Linked DNA regions of Homo sapiens: region 1 is linked to region 2. A link is a loop called in an ENCODE intact Hi-C map of the cell type or tissue named here. Cell type or tissue: IMR-90. All regions are shown on one strand.

Region 1 (2,500 bases), 130 kb before region 2:
TGGCAGAACTGTTGCAAACTGTTTTCAGTCTTCACAGCAAGGTTGTAAAGTAACTTATACTTTAACACGTGAAAAAACGAATATACAGAGTGGGTGGACTAACTAGTTTACATAGCTAGCAAGTTAAAGCCAAATTTGAATTCAGATTTTCAGACTCCAGGTCCAGGGCCCTATGGTCATCAGCAGTGCTGTCTCAGAATAATCTTTGCCTTTTCAAATTCTCCTTAGAAGCAGGCTTTTATTTTCTTTTTGCAAACAGTAGATCTCATTACATTCTTAGAGAATGAATGAGTCTAATAATTCTTACAGACACTCAGGGCAAGACATGCAGTAGGCACCTAACAAATATCTGTTGACTTATATTGGCCCTGCCTCAACTTTAGGACAAGTTAGAATGAGTAAGCTATTTACCAAATTTAGACAATTCAGAGGGACCTTCGGTGACTAGCAGTGATAACGTGGCTGCCAAAGGGCTACTCGTGGGATCATAGATCAGCTGCCACTGTGTGGTCTGGAAGGGTCTGATCAGCAGGCAATACAGCTCTCAGAAAGAGACACTGACGAGCTGCATGCAGCTTGTTTGGGAATTGCGCATCCTAGGTGAGGCTTCATTCAGAAACTATGAAGGGCTCACGTCCTGGTCAGAATCCCACATGGGCAGGCTATGAATTGAAGGCTTAAACCATATCATGCTGGAAACCACACAGGCACAAGGACCTCAATTTTGCATCTGCTGAAAAATCTGGGTTAGTGTCTCCAAAACATCTAAAGCAAGAACGAGAGATGTCACTAAAACACACCTATTTATTCTTTAGGAAGAACTGTTAAATTAAAGTCATTCTTAAATACCCCCCATCCCAAATTGAGATATTTGTTGACACAATCCACATAAGCGAATGCCGTCAAGAATAGATTTGCTTTCTCTGAAATCATAACATGTATGCAAAGAGACACCTAGTGGAAGAACACCTAAGTACAATATTTAGCTTAAGACCAAAGATTAAATCGTCCAACTCCCTAATTTGACATTCTTTCAATTTCAATAGCGCATTTTTTTAAACCACTAGAATCATAAACTCAGAAATCTAAGTTTTCAAAAAGAAAATGTTCTATTTGTTTTTCCAGGAAGCATTGGCTCTTTTATTGGTTGTTGTTGTTGTTCATTAGACTATCTTACGTATAAATTACTGCGAAGTAATACAAAAATTACAGAGCAGACTGCAGCTGGCCAGCCACTTTACTTCACCTTTCCCTGAACACATGTGGGCTTATTTTTTTGTTTCCATTCCTTTATAGACTTTGCCTGTGAGATTTTCCGCTTGTCTTTGGGTTGCTTTTTTCTTGCTTTTAACTAGGTAAAGCCAGACTTTTTTTTTCCAGCCAGCTTCCTGTGGTCCGCCCAGCTTCCTGTGGTCCACCCACTCTCATCTTTACATGCTCACTTTCCCACTCGTACCTCACCTACACTGGGTACCGCACCCACCTCCTCATCTTCCATGCACACGTGCACCTTCCTCTCTCCCTCCTGCCCTAGATACCTTCATTTAACCTCAAAAGGAAAACTTTGTTATCACAAAATAGAAGGAATCACCTATTTTTTTCTTTACTCCATAGTACTAAAATTCAGCTATGACAAACGTTGAAATTATTATTTTTAAACTCCTGCATAGAAAAAAAGTTTAGATTGGAAATTGATTTTTAATTTAACAGATATGTTTAATTGCAATTTCTATGACCTCACAGGCACCACTTCATGGGATTTTACATCTGAAAGAGGAACATGTGCTCTAGCAGAAGCCAGACTGACATTCACCAGGTCCAGGTCTCCTGACACTGCTGTGCTACAAAGAGCTGAGCCCTGTGGACAGGTCCGGGAGAATGAGACGCCAAGTAGAGAATGGGAATCCAAGAGACGCCAAGGCTCCAGACGTATGGATGCAAAAGTGATCTTGAAAGTAGAGATCCTCCGATCCTAGCCACCCCAGCTAAAGTCACATGGGTCAAAGATGAACTGCCAAGCCAAGTCAACCCCTCTCCAAATTCCTGTCATGGTCAAAACAAAAAGGTCCTTACTCCACTGTTTTCAATAAGTAAGAAGGTCCTTATTCCTACATCACATGCTTGATGGTGACATGTTGAAACCTTTTCCTTTGATATTAGGAATAAGCCAAAGATTCTCATTATCACTTAACAACATTGTCTCAAAAGTACTGGAAAACAATGGTAAAAATATATATATATATGATTAAAAGGTAAAAAATCAAGATTGTCAGTATTTTCAAATGATATAGTTTTACATGCAGAAAGAATCTACACATTAATAATTACAATTAAAAAGTGGGCCAGGCGTGGTGGCTTATGCCTGTAATCCCAGCACTTTGGGAGGCTATGGTGGTGGATTGCTGGAGCTCAGGAGTTTGAGACCAGCCTGGGCAACATGGTGAAACCCTGTCTCTACCAAAAATACAAAAAAAAAAAAAAAAAAGCTGGTCATGGTGGT
Region 2 (2,500 bases):
AGAGTGATTTAACTCATCATCCAGTGGAACTACAGCTCTTAGAGTTCTCCCCACAATCTGGGGAGTAAGAGGAGATGTTGCCACCCACTTCCTGGGCATAAAGCCAGCTCAAGACAAGAGTAAAACAGGCAGGGCTGGCTCGCCCCTCGTACACAGCTCCCTCCTCATCACCAGTGCCCTACACGAGACCTCCCCAGCCCACACCCCACCCTCCTAGTGTGTTGAACACCCTGTGGTCACACACTGCAAGCCTCTTCTCTCCATCTGCCAAACACCCTTGGGTCTCCATGTCTCCATGAAATACCAGATCTTTTTCTTTTTGTTTTTTTTTTGAGACAGAGTCTCCTTCTGTCACCCAGGCTGGAGTGCAGTGGCCTGATCTTGGCTCACTACAACCTCCGCCTCCAGGGTTCAAGTGATTCTCCTGCCTCAGCCTCCCGAGTAGCTGGGACTACAGGTGCCCACCACCATGCGAAGCTGATTTTTAGTAGAGACAGGGTTTCACCATGTTGGCCAGGCTGGTCTTGAACTCCTGACCCCAGGTAATCCACCCACCTTGGCCCCCCAAAGTTCTGGAATTACAGGCATGAGCCACTGCGCCAGGCCGAAATACCAGATCTTCATGGCAGTTGTCTTAGAGGTAGAGAAGAAAACAGCCAGACTGAGCCGGGTGTGGTGGCTCATGCCTGTAATCCCAGCACTTTGGGAGGCTGAGGCCGGCAGATCAGTTGAGGTTGGGAGTTTGAGACCAGCCTGGCCAACGTAGTGAAACCCCGTCTCCACTAAAAATACAAAAATTAGCCAGGCATGGTGGCGGGCACCTATAATCCCAGCTACATGGGAGGCTGAGGCAGGAGAATCGCTTGAACCTGGAAGGTGGAGGTTGCAGTGAGCTGAGATTGCGCCACTGCACTCCAGCCTGGGTGACAGATTGAGACTCCATCTCAAAAACAAACAAACAAACAAAAAAAACCAGCCTGACTGAATTCAGTCACAGTAATTATACATGAGTGGTTGCTAGTTCCTTTAACCACACCAGAAGCATTTTAAAGGGAAGATGTTTCCTAACTCCAGTGATTTTCATGGGCTGAATTCCAGGCAGTTCAGCAAACTCAACAATTCCGGTGGTATGAGAAAGGGCATTTTGGAGTAGGAGATTTCGGCTCTGCCTAGGAAGATACCTCAGAAAATTCCCCTCGTGCAATTTCACTTTGCATATGCTTCTCCTGTTCTTCCATTTCTAATCCATAAAATCCCAAAATGCTTGGGAGGGTTTATTTTGATTTTTTTTAACAATACTGCCCTGCTGGCAACAGCCACGATAGTCACTTGCTCATCTGAAAATGCCTTGCACTTTCTTTTTCACTAGCTTCGTGTATGACGCAAAACAGAAATATTTCAATTACAGGTGACTAAGAGTAAGAAAAATATACAACTATATTTAAAATACTTAAATTAACAAGATAGTACTTTTCCATTCTAACAAAATATCATACATTCAGTTTAAACAAGAGTTAATATCCAGACACACGTTTTCAAAATACCTGATGCTAGTTGAAAATTAGTGACCATGAGGCTTTCCAAGATATTTCTAATTAGCAAACTGTGTACAATTTTGAAGAAGTGTACACACCGTGCTGGAAGACAGACACTGAACAGGTCAAAATGCAAACTCATGTATCTTTCATCAACCTAAATCTTGTTGCTTCACTTTTCTAAATGATACTTTGGCTGTCAGCGAATCTTATAGCTTCTTTTCCCTTAAAGACAATAATATATAACAACACCACCCCACACAAATAACCATAAACTTCTTTGTGTGAAATAAGCCCTATCAAAATGTGTTCATGTATTTCTGTACCAACTGATCTATACTGAGACTGTCATGAAAAAGGTATCAAACAAGTGTAACAGGCCTACACTTAAACCTCTGCCTCAAAGGAGAAATCAGATACTTGCCACGTTATTGCAAAGTCAAAGCTGCTACACTTAAAATATGGTAGATAGTTTAGAAAAATCAAATCAAAAATGTTTTCTCACTGGCTTTTTCAGATAAAGAAGTTGGACCACAAACCAACACATCTGTGTGAAAACAGCCACCAATTTGAGTCCCCCCAGCCCCTCAAAAAGGAACAATGCCACCAGTCCCTCACAATGACCATAACGTCTCTGGCCAGGACTGCGATTTCTAGCGCGTGTCTTCACATTCTATCTCTGGGGAAGCAAGACAAACAGGCTCTACCCATTTCCCTCCTTTTGTCTCCACAAGCCAGCACCTAAGATCCTCTGAATTTGTTCCCATCCAATCCTGCAAACTTCCAAGAAGGGCAGTAGATAACTTTTCAAAAGAAAAAGAAATTGCATAAGGTCCCTACATAATACTGAGGCTGAAACGAGAAGAGGCTGTCCACTGTAAAAGCAAGGCACTTGGGGCAGGAGCCAGGCAGGTGGCCTGAGCAGGGTCCCTCTCAGTGAGTCAACAGTTTGAGGCGCGTAAACC

What was found. Hi-C counts contacts between places; a loop is a spot of excess contacts. Peaks named below come from ENCODE experiments on the same cell type or tissue, not always from the same donor. Only the 100,000 strongest peaks of a DNase experiment are listed, where the experiment ranks them.
Region 1: a loop joins it to region 2, with 2.2 times the contacts of the local background. A loop is called at or near these places in 2 of 110 quality-filtered maps.

The regions. Positions count from the first base shown.
Region 1 is chr6:154,276,494-154,278,993 of GRCh38, forward strand. The region is part of intron 2 of IPCEF1 (interaction protein for cytohesin exchange factors 1); the gene reads right to left. Among named protein-coding and RNA genes, the nearest start is that of IPCEF1, 79 kb to the right of the region's middle. In IMR-90, a CTCF peak has its summit at 950; no DNase peak of the experiment used is centred here.
Region 2 is chr6:154,403,886-154,406,385 of GRCh38, forward strand. CNKSR3 (CNKSR family member 3) reads right to left here. Exons shown (of 13, transcript NM_173515.4): 13 at 1-2,500. The coding sequence ends at 2,469. Among named protein-coding and RNA genes, the nearest start is that of IPCEF1, 48 kb to the left of the region's middle. In IMR-90, no CTCF peak of the experiment used is centred here; DNase peaks (open chromatin) are centred at 76, 1,086 and 1,376; H3K4me3 peaks cover 500 bases; H3K27ac peaks cover 1,707 bases.